2 separate regions of the Homo sapiens genome follow, and region 2 is linked to region 1. Evidence: chromatin contacts called from ENCODE Hi-C or POLR2A ChIA-PET data. All regions are on one chromosome and are shown on one strand. The core of a region is the stretch at or near the end of the contact, and the rest is flanking DNA. Distances in the headings are between cores, read along the strand shown. Region 1 overlaps LOC107985382 (a long non-coding RNA gene). Region 2 overlaps GNAS (GNAS complex locus).

Region 1 (7,397 bases), core at 1,722-4,221:
GTCTACTTTTATCTTCTTTCTTTTTTTAACATGAAAGATATGTACTCATAATTTTTTTAAAGTTAGAGTGTGGCAATATATGTAGCACTCAAAATCCTGTTGTTTTTTAACTGTGTAACTGCAATTCTCATTGTGCCAAGTGGCAGTTTAAGGCAATGAGAATGCTACATCCAGCCCCTGGCACAATTCCTCACTTTCGCCAGTGCAGCACAAAAGCACCCATGGAAAAAAGTAAACAAATTAGCATGGCTGTGTCCCCATAAAAGCTTATTTATGGATATTACAACTTGAATTTCATATCACTTCATGTGCTACAAAATATTCTTTTTTTGATTGTTTAACTATTTAAAAATGTAAAAACTATTCTTAACTCACGGGCCATACAGAAACAGGTGGCAGGCCAGATTTGGTACACAGGCTATAGTTAGCCAATCCCTGCTATAATACATTTAACTTAATTTTTTGTTGTTGTTGTTGTGGAGACAGAGTCTCATTCTGTTGCCCAGGCTGGAGTGCAGTGGCATGATCTCCCCTCACTGCAACCTCCACCTCCTAGGTTCAAGCAATTCTCTTGCCTCAGCCTCCCAAGTAGCTGGGATTACAGGTGCATGCCACCATGCCCAGCTAATTTTTGTATTTTTAGTAGAGACAGGGTTTTGCCATGTTGGCCAGGCTGGTCTTGAACTCCTGACCCCAGGTGATCCACCCACCTTAGCCTCCCAAAATGCTGGGATTACAGGTGTGAGCTGCCGTGTCCGGCCAAATTTAAAGTTCATATTAATTTAATTATTTGTATAGGTAATACTTGCACATGCTCTAAACTTAATATCTTAGAGAAGGGTGGGTGGCATAAAATCTCCCCTCTACATCAGCCACCAGCTACCCAGTTCCTCTCCCTAGAGGCAACCAGTGTTGCCAGTTTCCCATGTAAGCTTCCAGAGCCACTCTGTGTATATCTAAGCAATTACACACAGATATATTTTTCTTTCTTGTGTTTACATAAAAGGCAACATACTCTACTTCATACTCACTCACATGGCTATAATCAAAGATAGCTACACTGGCAAGGAAATGGAGAAATTGAAACCTCCGTAGACTGCTGGAAGGAATGTAAAACAGTGCAGCCGCTTGCCGTATCAGCCAGCACTTCTCCCCCAGGTGTATACCCAGGAGAAAGGAAAACACAAATTCACACAAAAACTTGTACTCCAGCGTTTATGTTATTCATAATAGCCCAAAGTGGAAACAATCCAAATGTCTATCCACTGGTTAACAAACTGTGTTAAAAATGTATACAATAGAATACTACTCAGCCAAAAAGATGAAATACTGATACATGCCACAACACACTAAGCCTTGAAAGCACCATGCTAAGCGAAAGAAGCTGGACCCAAAAGTCAATGCATTGTATGATTTCATCTATGTGAAATGCCTAGAAGAGGCAAATTCATAGAGACAGAAAACAGATTGCTGGAGGAAGAAAAAATGGGAAGTGACAGCTAATGAGAACAGGATTTTTTTTTTTTTTGGAGTGATAAGAATGTTCTGGAACTGGATAATGGTGATGGTTGTACAACCTTGTGCATATACTACAAGCACTGAATTGTGTACTTAAAAAATGTATTCTATAATATGTGAATTACTTCTCAATAAAATTAGTAGCATATTATACATATGCCTTGCCTTTTTCCCTTATCATCATCTAGAGGCCAATTAAAAGGGGACGAGACATGCAATATGAAATACAGTGGTGGCTTCTGTGAGCACTGGCCAAATTAAAAATGATAGTAACCCAAATCTAAAAATGCTTGCCTCAAAAAAGGGAATATTGGCTGGGCAAGGTGGCTCACGTCTATAATCCCAGCACTTTGGGAGGCCAATGTAGGTGGATCACTTGAGGTCAGGAGTTTGAGACCAGCCTGGCCAACATGGTGAAACCCCGTCTCTACTAAAAATACAAAATTTAGCCAGGTGTGGTGGCAGGTGCCTGTAATCCCAGCTACTCGGGAGGCTGAGGCTGGACAATCACTTGAACCTGGGAGGCAGAGGTTGCCTGAGATTGCGCCACTGCACTTTAGCCTGGGCAACAGAGTGAAACTGTGTATCCAAAAAAAAAAAAGGGAAAGAAAAAGAAAAAAAAAAGGGGATATTCAAGTCTTTCTACAACTAAGTTTTTAAAAACTCTGTAACTGGTTATAAGTAGGCTGAAAACTGAACCCATCCGAGACTGAACCTGCAGCTTGTATATTAACACAGTTGAATTCACAGTCTACAGTACTTTTTTCTTTTTTTTTTTTTTTTCTGAGACGGAGTCTCGCTCTGTCACCCAGGCTGGAGTGCAGTGGCGCAATCTCAGCTCACTGCAACCTCTGCTGCCTGGGTTCACGTGATTCTCCTGTCTCAGCCTCCCGAGTAGTTGGGATTACAGGTGCCCGCCACCAGGCCTGGCTAATTTTTGTATTTTTAGTAGAGACGGGGTTTCACCATCTTGGTCAGGCTGGTCTCGAACTCCTGGCCTCATGATCCAACCGCCTCGGCCTCCCAAAGTGCTGGGATTACAGGCATGGGCCACCATGCCTGGCCTACAGTACTTTTAACCAAAAGTGAGGGCAATGGTTGAGAAAGAAAGAAAGCCCGACAAGATGGAACTGGAATAAAAATATCCAGAAATATTCCGAGACTCCCCCGGTCCTACCACTCTACAACACTCCACTGTGCCTCTCCTCCCTTAGGAAGAGTCCTCGCCCTTTGAGGGAAAATAACCACGCTCTCATGCCCTGCTACTACACATTTTTACCTGGCTGGTAACCAGAATTGAAACTCAACCAGGCCTGGGAGTGAAATGCATTATTATGGAAGGAGAATGAAGAATTGCTTCTTGAAGGAAGAGCATGGCTGCACCAATATGTATAGTCATACTGTAAATAAAAACAAAAACAAAGCAAACAAAAGATATGTATAGTCATCATGAGAAGGGACTTAAGGTCCCCAGGCATAGAGGGTGGCGTTTATTTCTCACCTGGAATGAAGTTATTGATTTAGGTGCATTCTTTCAGGGGGTGTGGGCAGCTGCTTTAGCAGTTTGCTGCTTTGGCTAATGTTCTGAATGCTGCTCTGTGCAAAATGACATGGCAAAGCCAGAGACACTTTGGCATAAGACAGAGAAAGAATTCAAAGACTTCAGGAGACAGGAATGCCGCACTGGAACTGCAGTGGGTTTCCCCCTTACCAGCTCCTCCCGCCTCCATGTGGCTCCCGTGAGGGCTGGAAGGCTCTCCACTCACCTTGGCCTTGAGAAACGGATTGGTGAGGAATATGGCAGTCTTTCAAATGGGCTTTCACTGGCTGTTCTCCTGGCCTGGGGATATTGGTGGTACAGGCTGGAGTTGCCTTGCTGATCTCAATGGGAATGAGAGGAGCCGGCGTTGGCTTGGTCCACGTGGCCACAGTTACCTGCCAGAAGCCAAGGAGGCCGGGTAATCATAATAGGCAACAAGGCAGGTGTGCTTATTAGGTTCACAACATGGTTGGTGCAAGGCCCAGAGATCTTTAGTTGTGGTTAATTAGAGGGTTCCCAGGAATTATAGTGACAGGTGCTCCATCCTTTTGTATGCAACCATAAAATAAAAATAGAATAAAATAGACGGGGCTCGGTGGCTCACACCTGTAATCCCAGCACTTTGGGTGGCCGAGGCGGGCGGATCACCTGAGGTCAGGAGTTCGAGACCAGCCTGGCCAACATGGTAAAGCCCTGTCTCTACTAAAAATACAAAAAGTAGCCGGGCGTGGTGGCAGGAGCCTGTAGTCCCAGTTACTCAGGAGGCTGAGGCAGAAGAATCGCTTGAACTTGGGAGGCAGAGGTTGCAGTGAGCTGAGATCGTGCCACTGCACTCCAACCTGAGTGACAGAGTGAGACTCTGTCTCAAAAAAAAAAAAAAAAAAAAAAGAATAAAATAAGTCCAGGTCTAATGAAAATCAAGACATAAGGAAGTCAAGAACTGGTATCTAATTCTGTACGCTGGGTCACTTCATTGATCCAGAGTCTCTCGTCTAGAGACCGGAGACCATAAGTAACATGGTCTAGGTAGCCTTGAGACCCACATAATCACCAAGGCAACCTGGAAGGCTTCTTCCTCACATTTCCCCAAAGAGAAATGTGCCCTGGGAGAAAGAACATACCAAAACCTTTGGTCTACTGGATACTGGATCAAATCTAAGTAATGCGAATTATTGGGATCCTAGGAACCTCGACATCACCATGGTCTGCCCTTTGGAGTGAGGTCTATGTGGATCCAGAGATGGAGTGGGGATCGAGTCCACCAATAGCAAGCCCACCCCGAGGGTCTTTTCTGTCCAGATGTAGATAGATAGATGGATCTCCTCAGAATCAGGCATCATCACCTATTGGCTTGTTAAGGCCTGGAGTAAATGCCACCATGGTGGGCAGGGCCAAAAACGAGACACTGGAACTTCCTCTTTCCTCCAAAATAGCAACCAAAAGCATTGTTACCTCTAAAAAATGTTTTAAGTACACATTTCAGTGGTTGTAGTATATTGTAGATAGTCCCAAACATCAAACACTTGGAAAGGGTGTGCTTGGTGACCCCTGTGACATCCCCACTGAATCTGCAATTCAGCTGCTGCACAGGGTGCCAGTTGAATTAGCCTTAGCTTAATCAGGTGGTTTTCCAAGTGTCGATCCCAACCCAACTCCCATTTTCCTCTCACTAGGAAAAATCAATACAATGCCTGGAAACTGTTATGCACTTTTTTTTTTTTTGAGACGGAGTCTCTCTCTGTCACCCAGGCTGGAGTGCAGTTGAGTGACCCCAGCTCACTGCAACCTCCGCCTCCCAGGTTCAAGCGATTCTCCTGTCCCAGCCTCCCGAGTAGCTGGAATTACAGGCGTGCACCACCATGCCCGGCTAGTTTTTGTATTTTTAGTGAGACAGGGTTTCACCATGTTGGCCAGGCTGGTCTCGAACTCCTAACCTCCAGTGATCCGCCTGCCTTGGCCTCCCAAAGTGCTGGGATTACAAGCATGAACCACTGCACTTAGCCTGGTATGCACTTTTTTTTTTTTTTTGAGACAGAGTCTTTCCCTGTTGCCCAGACTGGAATGTAGTTGCGTGATCCTGGCTCACTGCAACCTCTGCCTCCTGGGTTCAAGCGATCCTCAGCCTCCTGAGTAGATGGGACTACAGGCATGTGCCACCACACCCAGCTAATTTTTGTATTTTTAGTAAAGATGGGGTTCTGCCATGTTGGCCAGGCTGGTCTTGAACTCCTGGCCTCAAGTGATCCTCCCACTTTGGCCTCCCAAAATGCTGGGATTACAGTCATGAGCCACCGTGCCTGGCCCTGGTATATACACTTTTGATTGTGCAAACGCATTTTTCTCCATCATGAAAGAGAAAATACCAGATGATGTTTCCTTTTACTCCTTTACAGTTCTTCTCAGATTCCTCTCTCCTTTTGGAACATACATTGTTCCCAGTGAAATGGAACATTGCACGTAACAGCTAATTGGTCTATTACATTAAAAGCAACACGTTGATAGACTAGGAAAAAAAGAGGAACAGTTATCTTGAAGATACATATATATTATATATCCATATAATATACGGTTGGTACAAAAGTAATTGCAGTTTTTGCATTGTTGAAATTTGCCGTTGGATATTGGAATACCTTCTTCTTTTAACAACATAATGGGTTTATATTTAATATAGTACTTATCAGGAGGGTGTTGCTAAGTTAATGTAAAGTTTTTTTCTTAACATTAAATCTCTTTTCCATGTCAACGTCTATAGTTTTTTTTAACATTAATTTTTTTCTGCATTTCAGTATTAGATACACTGAATACATTTTTCGAAATGTTTTTTCTCCAGAGAAAAAAGTTTCCCTTTTTGGCTGACTCTCTTATATCTAAATACAATATTAACTTGGGAGACAACAAAACAAAAATCTAATAAAAAGATGGAGAAAACTCCCCAACGATTCGGGAGGCAGTGATTATAACCGAACATTGGTGATTTCCTAAGATTCTGGGCAAGAACTTCCTTCTTCCTATTTCACATTCTTTGAGAATTCTAAAACTATGAAATATTACTTATGTAAATTTCAGCTATCTTACTTCTTTGACCTCCTTTCTAACTAGCAAATACAAATGATAGGCTGCATTTTTCTGTGCATTATTTGTTGTAAAGAAAACATATTTTTTTCAATTCATATATGTATGTCTGTTCCCATTTCATGGAAACAACGAAAAATGTAAAACTCCCTTATTTACTGATTCTTGGAAACTTTCAGACCCCAAAGCTCAGGTTTAGCCTCTATAGCACAAAGGTTTTCAGGGTGAGGTTTGACTCAGTAGGCCTTTCACACTCACATCTGTCCATTTCTTTTTCGTGCATATACTCCCGAGCAGCACAAATGCCTGTAATGCTGAGAACCACACCTAACAAGAGGGCGACTGCATCACCGGCTTCTACTGCTTCCACAACAGGCAGCACCAAAAGCAGTGACATGAGGACTAAGGACAACTGTGTTGAAACTGAGGTCATGATGTTGGAATCTTGAGGGCTGAAGGTTCCAAAGAAATGGTGTATATAGAATTCTATCTGACTTGAAATTTTCCCTTCCTGGAGCTCCGGATGCTGAGATTAAGAGGTTCCACGTGACACTACCTTCCAGGAAGCAGCCATTACAGGACTGCAATACATTCTTAAATGTGGTTATGTCATACATCATCTTAATGAGCATTTCTCTCTGTACTTATTTATTTTTGCTAATGACTTATTACTTGCTGTTTATTTTTTTCTTTATTTTAGACTATGGAAATGATGTTAGACAAAAAGCAAATTTGAGCAATATTCTTATTCGAGTTCAAAATGGATTGTAAAGCAGTGGAGACAACTCGCAACATCAATGGCCCAGGAACTGCTAATGAACATACCGTGCAGTGGGGGTTCAAGAAGTTTTGCAAAAGAGAGGAGAGCCTTGAAGATGAGGAGCGTAGCGGCCAGTCGTCGGAAGTTGACAACCACCAACTGAGAGCAATCACGGAAGCTGGTCCTCTTACAACTACACCAGAAGCTGCTGAAGAACTCAACGTCCACCTTTCTACGGTCATTCGGCATTTGACGCAAACTGGAAAGGTGAAAAAGCTCGATAAGTGGGTGCCTCATGAGCTGAGCGAAAATCAGAAACATTGTCGTTTTGAAATGTCGTCTTCTCTTATTCTACACAACAACAATGAACCATTTCTCCATCGGATTGTGATGTGCGACAAAAAGTGGATTTTATACGACAACCAGCGATGACCACCTCGGTGGGTGGACTGAGAAGCTCCAAAGCACTTCCCAAAGCCAAACTTGCACCAAAAAAAGGTCCTGGTC
Region 2 (5,390 bases), core at 2,713-5,212, 37 kb before region 1:
TTGTTCAAGATGGATGAGCAAAATTCTGTCACCCCTTCTACATCTTAGCTCACCTGTCCTCACAAATAAACATCACTCTTGAATACTACAATCTCACTTTATTAGATTGTAAATTTTTATGAGGAAAAAGGTCCTGAGCTATGGCAGGCTTAATTATTCCCTCATTCACATCTTAGGACAAAACTGTATGTTAAATATGGCACACAAATACTAATTGTCCATTTACTCCACTGGAAGTGCCCTAAGGTACCTTGGGATGCCTCAGTGAAGTGCCAAATGGAAGACATTCTCATTTTAAACAGGTGACCTTTTTATTAAGAGTTTTCTAAAGTCCTTGGGGCAAATGAAATCTTTTCTCATTATTAAAAAAAATGAAATATATCTAAATCATAACTCAAAAATCATAAAATAGAACATATGGAAAAGACTTTCCTCTGGATGCACGACACTGTTGGCTCCCTAAAGAACTACTTTTAGGGAACAAAAAACTGTTCAAGCCCAAGCATATAAGTTTAGGCCCCTTCGTGGGGAGAATGGCTTATAAGCGGGGAACGGGAAACGAGATGGAAAGATGTATGCGTTTGTAAGACCCACAGGGAAGAGACTTGTCTACAGCTAAAACAATGAGTTATTGTTGCCTTTTGTCAGGCTTTCGTGGGAATTTGTGTTTGTATATTTTAGATGGACTTGGCTGCAAACTTAAATTGGAGAAATTTAGTGGTATATAGTTAGTATGGATAGCTAAACTTTTTAAATAGCATTATTTTGAAAAAAAAGCAATAAACACAATATGTATAATATAACCCACTGACTTTCTTGAAATATGATTCTATATTTAATAGGAAAAGGAAACAGCAGCCTATTAAAAATGTATCAGAACAATAACTTTTTATTAGTCCTACTAACATCTGAACTTTTATGTTCCTACCTACAAGTCCCCCATCATCATTTTTTTTGGTAAGATTCACATTTTCCCAGGAGGAAAATTTAGTCCCAGCACATCTTACAAATGAAGTTTCTTATTTTCACAACATTGAACCATTTATTGGCATATTCTAACACATTTAGTGTATATTCTTCCTAAACAATTCTGTGAAGAAACTAAATTACTCAGTAGCTTACCCCATTCCCCCTACACACGAGAAAAGAAACTACCCAAAACCAGTAATTCACAATAAGACCCAGCAGCTAATTGCGTGAACTTTTGAATATGTTTAACGTGTTGAATTAAAGTTCTTTGTGAGCATTAATTCATTAATTGGGCTCAAAATTCAAAATCACACCAAGTGTCGGTCACATAGGGAACTCTGGTCTCAGGGTTTGAATGACAGTGTTGTTGATTAGTTCAAGCTCTTGCCTTTCTCTAAACTTTCTTGTGTTCACTTTCAGGAATTCTATGAGCATGCCAAGGCTCTGTGGGAGGATGAAGGAGTGCGTGCCTGCTACGAACGCTCCAACGAGTACCAGCTGATTGACTGTGCCCAGTAGTAAGTAACCGCCACCCAACCCATCAGCACATAAAACAGACAAAAACAAGAAAACATGAAAACCTGTGATCCTGCTTTGAAAGTTACTTGTTGATGATTCCTTTCTTAGAAGCCAACCAGTTACCCCACTGGCAGAAAGTTCTAATCTGATTCAATTGTTTATTTATAAAGTCCTTAATTGCATTTTTTTTCTTTTAGTGCAGCGACATTATTTTACATAAACATTTAAAGCCTGTTAGAGCAAAATGATGATGAGTTTCATAGTATTCCTAATTAGTAGGAAGTAATTAATTGAATTGACCCTAAGCATTTAGGGAAATAGGGCTGTGCTCACATTTTGAATAATGTAAAAATACTATATTTTATTGCTGTAATTTTAAAACATAACAAAGAGGAATGGTGAAGACATAGCTACGCCTCCTCTCTCCTTGGTAGTTGTTGATTGATCTATTTCTGCTCTCAGGTAAGCGACTCTAGTAGCTGCCTAGTGTTACTAGATCCTAGTGACTCTAGGTAGAGTTTGTTTTTGTGTTGTCTTGACTTTTGAACTCTATTTCATATCCTTATTTATTCCTTCTCACCGGGTCTTGATTCAAGGATGGTAAGTGGTCAATGGATTTTAAATCCTAAACTGTACACCTAAGCAGTACAATACCGTGGTGGGGTTATTTTCAAATAAAACAAATTACTACCTGCGAGGAGGACAGGTTAAGGCCTGCAGTAGCAATGGGAAAAGCATCTTTCTCCAAAGTCACTCATAAAGGTGGGCTCACCTGGTTGGTGTGTTGGCAAATGAAGAAGGGGGAACTTAAAACACAGACTTTATTGCACAACTCTACCTGATGCCCAGGCTGCTTCCCTTGCTGCCTAACACCTGACTTACCATTGCCTCAGGGATCGCCCTCTGTCCCTGTCACCCACCATGGTCTCTCCCAGAGGACATCGTACCCGATAGCTAGAAAGTTGCCTTTGAAATAGTTTATGGCTTCCCTCATCTTGCACATGATATAGCAAGCATGTGGTGGTCAGGGTTATTTAAAAAATATGTAAACATTATTATTATTTTTTTGAAACGGAGTCTCACTCTGTCACCCAGGCTGGAGTGCAGTGGTGCGACCTTGGCTCACTGCAACCTCTGCCTCCTGGGTTCAAGTGATTCTCCTGCCTCAGCCTCCCGAGTAGCTGGGACTACAGGTGCCTGCCGCCACAACCAGCTAATTTTTGTATTTTTAGTAGAGATGGGGTTTCACCATATTGGCCAGGCTGGTCTCGAACTCCTGACCTTGTGATCCACCTGCCTCGGCCTCCCAAAGTGCTGGGATTACAGGCATGAGCCACCGTGCCCAGCCAAAAATGTAAAGATATCTTCTGTTTGTTGATGCTGCAGAAATGCACAAAGCAGTCTCAGTTAATGATATTCTGAAGTAGGAGTGTCCTGTGACTTGGGGCAGGGGAGTCTAGTAGAGGTTTGATGTTTTAGCCATCCTTATTACAAGTAGCTGAAACTCGGAACTGATTTTGCTATAGGAAGTATTAGCTAATCAGAACCAAGGTGCCAGGCTGACTCACCAAGGGCTAAGATTGCTTTACTTAGTAGCCTCAAGCCCAAGGAACTGATTGTGAAAACCACCTGAATAAACAGGAGGGAGGAAGAGGTAATACTGTTCATCTATAAATCATATAAGCCTCTGTTAGGGTCTGCGCAATCTATCAACCCCAGCCCTGCCTTCCCATAGGAAATTCCTTTATTTTCAATTGCCACATACATAGATATTCCACGGTTTAATATACAAGCAAATGTGTATATTTTTTCAAGGAACAGAAAAAAACAGTCCATCTTGGCTGGTCCCTATGGCCCCCAGCCCCCACTCCTTCTTCAACAAAGTCCCTGATTTTCTCAAAAGTTCGAACCAAAAGCTGGAAGCGCTAATTATAGTAACGCAAAACAAATGGAAATCCTGGAATTGTTTGCATTTTGTATTTTGGATCCAAGTCAGAAGTTAAGTACAGGTACAAGATTAAGAGAGTTTAACCACCCCAGTTTTGAATGCTGGGGGGGCAGGGAGACCCAGTTTCGTTAATTAACAGTAGCTTAGCCAGATTGTTGAATTTTGTCGGGTTTCGTTTTCTCTCTCAAATCATTTAGAAGTTTTTGGGGTTTTTTTAAGCAACACTTAATTACTCCTGAAACTTTGTCTGAAAACGCACCATTTGTATAGATCATGAAAAGTTTTAAGGAAACTCAGAGAAAAAGAGAACAACGCAGCTTAAAACTTTTAAAATGTCCTCCCTCACCCGTGGCTCAAACAGCCCTGCATCTGCCGTGGCCGGCACGTTTCTGGTTGAACTGCCTTTATGTTAAAGTTCAGATACTGGTAGTGTGCCCATTTCTTAAGCTGTCTATTTTTATTTGTTGAGCTGGGGTTTGGCTGGCTCCACTCCAGATGTCTCTCTCACAAGATTTGGTGCTGATGATCTATTTATAGAACTGTGGTTCTGTTGCCATGGTAACATGCTGGAGGCCAGGGCGGCTGGGGAGCTATTTCTGGACTGGTGCTGTAATGTAAGATTGATTGGGCAAGTTAGTATATCCTCTAAGCCAGACTAACTCTGAACTAGTAAAAAGGAAGAGGGGAACAGAAAACTTAGGCAGTTTCTTTAAATAAACTTTTCTCTCTTTATGATTTTCTTTTCTCGTTAGCCCGCTTTAAAACAATTCCAATCTCTACATGCCCCTCCCTCCAAAAAATAACTGGTTTTAACATTAATTTTCCATATTAATTACCCCAATCTTTCAAAAGTAAATTTTCCTGTGTGTCTAGTCAAGCAACACAAACAAGATGCTTTTTTTAATGAAAAGCGTAATATCTGGAGTGTTCTATTTCATGGACCAAACAGAACGGAAGAGAACTTTGTGTTTGTTTCCTGTTCAGGATGGCTAGGGCGAGAAGGGCCCCTTTGTGCCAACCTCTTTTGTTCTCTTTAATCAATGAGATTCTTAAAAAGTAAAAAGGAAGGGATACAGATTCTCAGTAACTAAAACAATCTCGTGTGCCCTTGAGGGGAAAGTCCTTGATGTTTTTAAGAATGTCACTTTATTGTTTTTTAACTGAATGATATAGAGGTATACAATTTTCAAACTGTTTGCCATTTTAATCAAGCAATTTGAAAATTAAAATGTTTTTGTCAGGCATTACCAAATGGCACAGAATGTGATAGGCCAGCCTGGTTTTGGGGTCCTTTCTCTACTGGTTGATATGCATAAAACCTTCTAAAAATCAAGAATATTGCCAGAGAGCAACAGGAATAAAGAAGCTAAGTAAAGAATAAAAAAGAAAAATAGAAAAAATAAAAATAAACACGAAGAACAAAGCCCCACCACCGTGCTGTGCTGTTTGTGTGGCCCCACTGCGTCGAGGCCACAGGCTAGCTGCTAGACGCATCTAGAGTTCCCTGATTCCTAAAATTATTTATCTTAAATCCTGTTTGCCCTAACCTTCTTAAGGCATCAGCTTTGAGTTACAAATGTAACCAACACACAAGCAAATGTGCCATTGACTTAGTGCTGCATAACTGTGGGACGGTCACTTCCGTTGAGCCTGACCTTGTAGAGAGACACAAATAGTTGGCAAATTGATGTGAGCGCTGTGAACACCCCACGTGTCTTTCTTTTTCTCCCAGCTTCCTGGACAAGATCGACGTGATCAAGCAGGCTGACTATGTGCCGAGCGATCAGGTGTGCAAAACCCCTCCCCACCAGAGGACTCTGAGCCCTCTTTCCAAACTACTCCAGACCTTTGCTTTAGATTGGCAATTATTACTGTTTCGGTTGGCTTTGGTGAGATCCATTGACCTCAATTTTGTTTCAGGACCTGCTTCGCTGCCGTGTCCTGACTTCTGGAA

What was found. Hi-C counts contacts between places; a loop is a spot of excess contacts on that map. ChIA-PET counts read pairs that join two places held with the same protein, here RNA polymerase II (POLR2A). Pooled maps may share reads with other maps.
Region 2: a map of Calu3 shows a loop between it and region 1 (2.1-fold over the local background). The contact joins two enhancer-like sites. A Hi-C loop is called at or near these places in 1 of 168 maps with a recorded cell type or tissue (Calu3) and 2 of 50 pooled maps. POLR2A ChIA-PET finds 5 or more read pairs at or near these places in 8 of 52 experiments (BJ, GM10248, H1 and 5 more).

The regions. Positions count from the first base shown.
Region 1 is chr20:58,941,705-58,949,101 of GRCh38, forward strand. LOC107985382 (a long non-coding RNA gene) reads right to left here. Exons shown (of 4, transcript XR_001754727.2): 3 at 6,956-7,149; 4 at 3,242-3,453. It also overlaps the pseudogene LOC112268264. Among named protein-coding and RNA genes, the nearest start is that of NELFCD, 36 kb to the right of the region's middle. Within about 2 kb of position 2,972, at least 2 of the 41 ENCODE cell types and tissues checked have a DNase peak (open chromatin) inside an H3K27ac peak, as active enhancers do.
Region 2 is chr20:58,903,994-58,909,383 of GRCh38, forward strand. GNAS (GNAS complex locus) reads left to right here. Exons shown (of 13, transcript NM_000516.7): 6 at 1,390-1,487; 7 at 5,169-5,223; 8 at 5,357-5,390. Among named protein-coding and RNA genes, the nearest start is that of GNAS, 15 kb to the left of the region's middle. RefSeq lists an enhancer at 3,650-4,129. Within about 2 kb of position 3,963, at least 36 of the 41 ENCODE cell types and tissues checked have a DNase peak (open chromatin) inside an H3K27ac peak, as active enhancers do.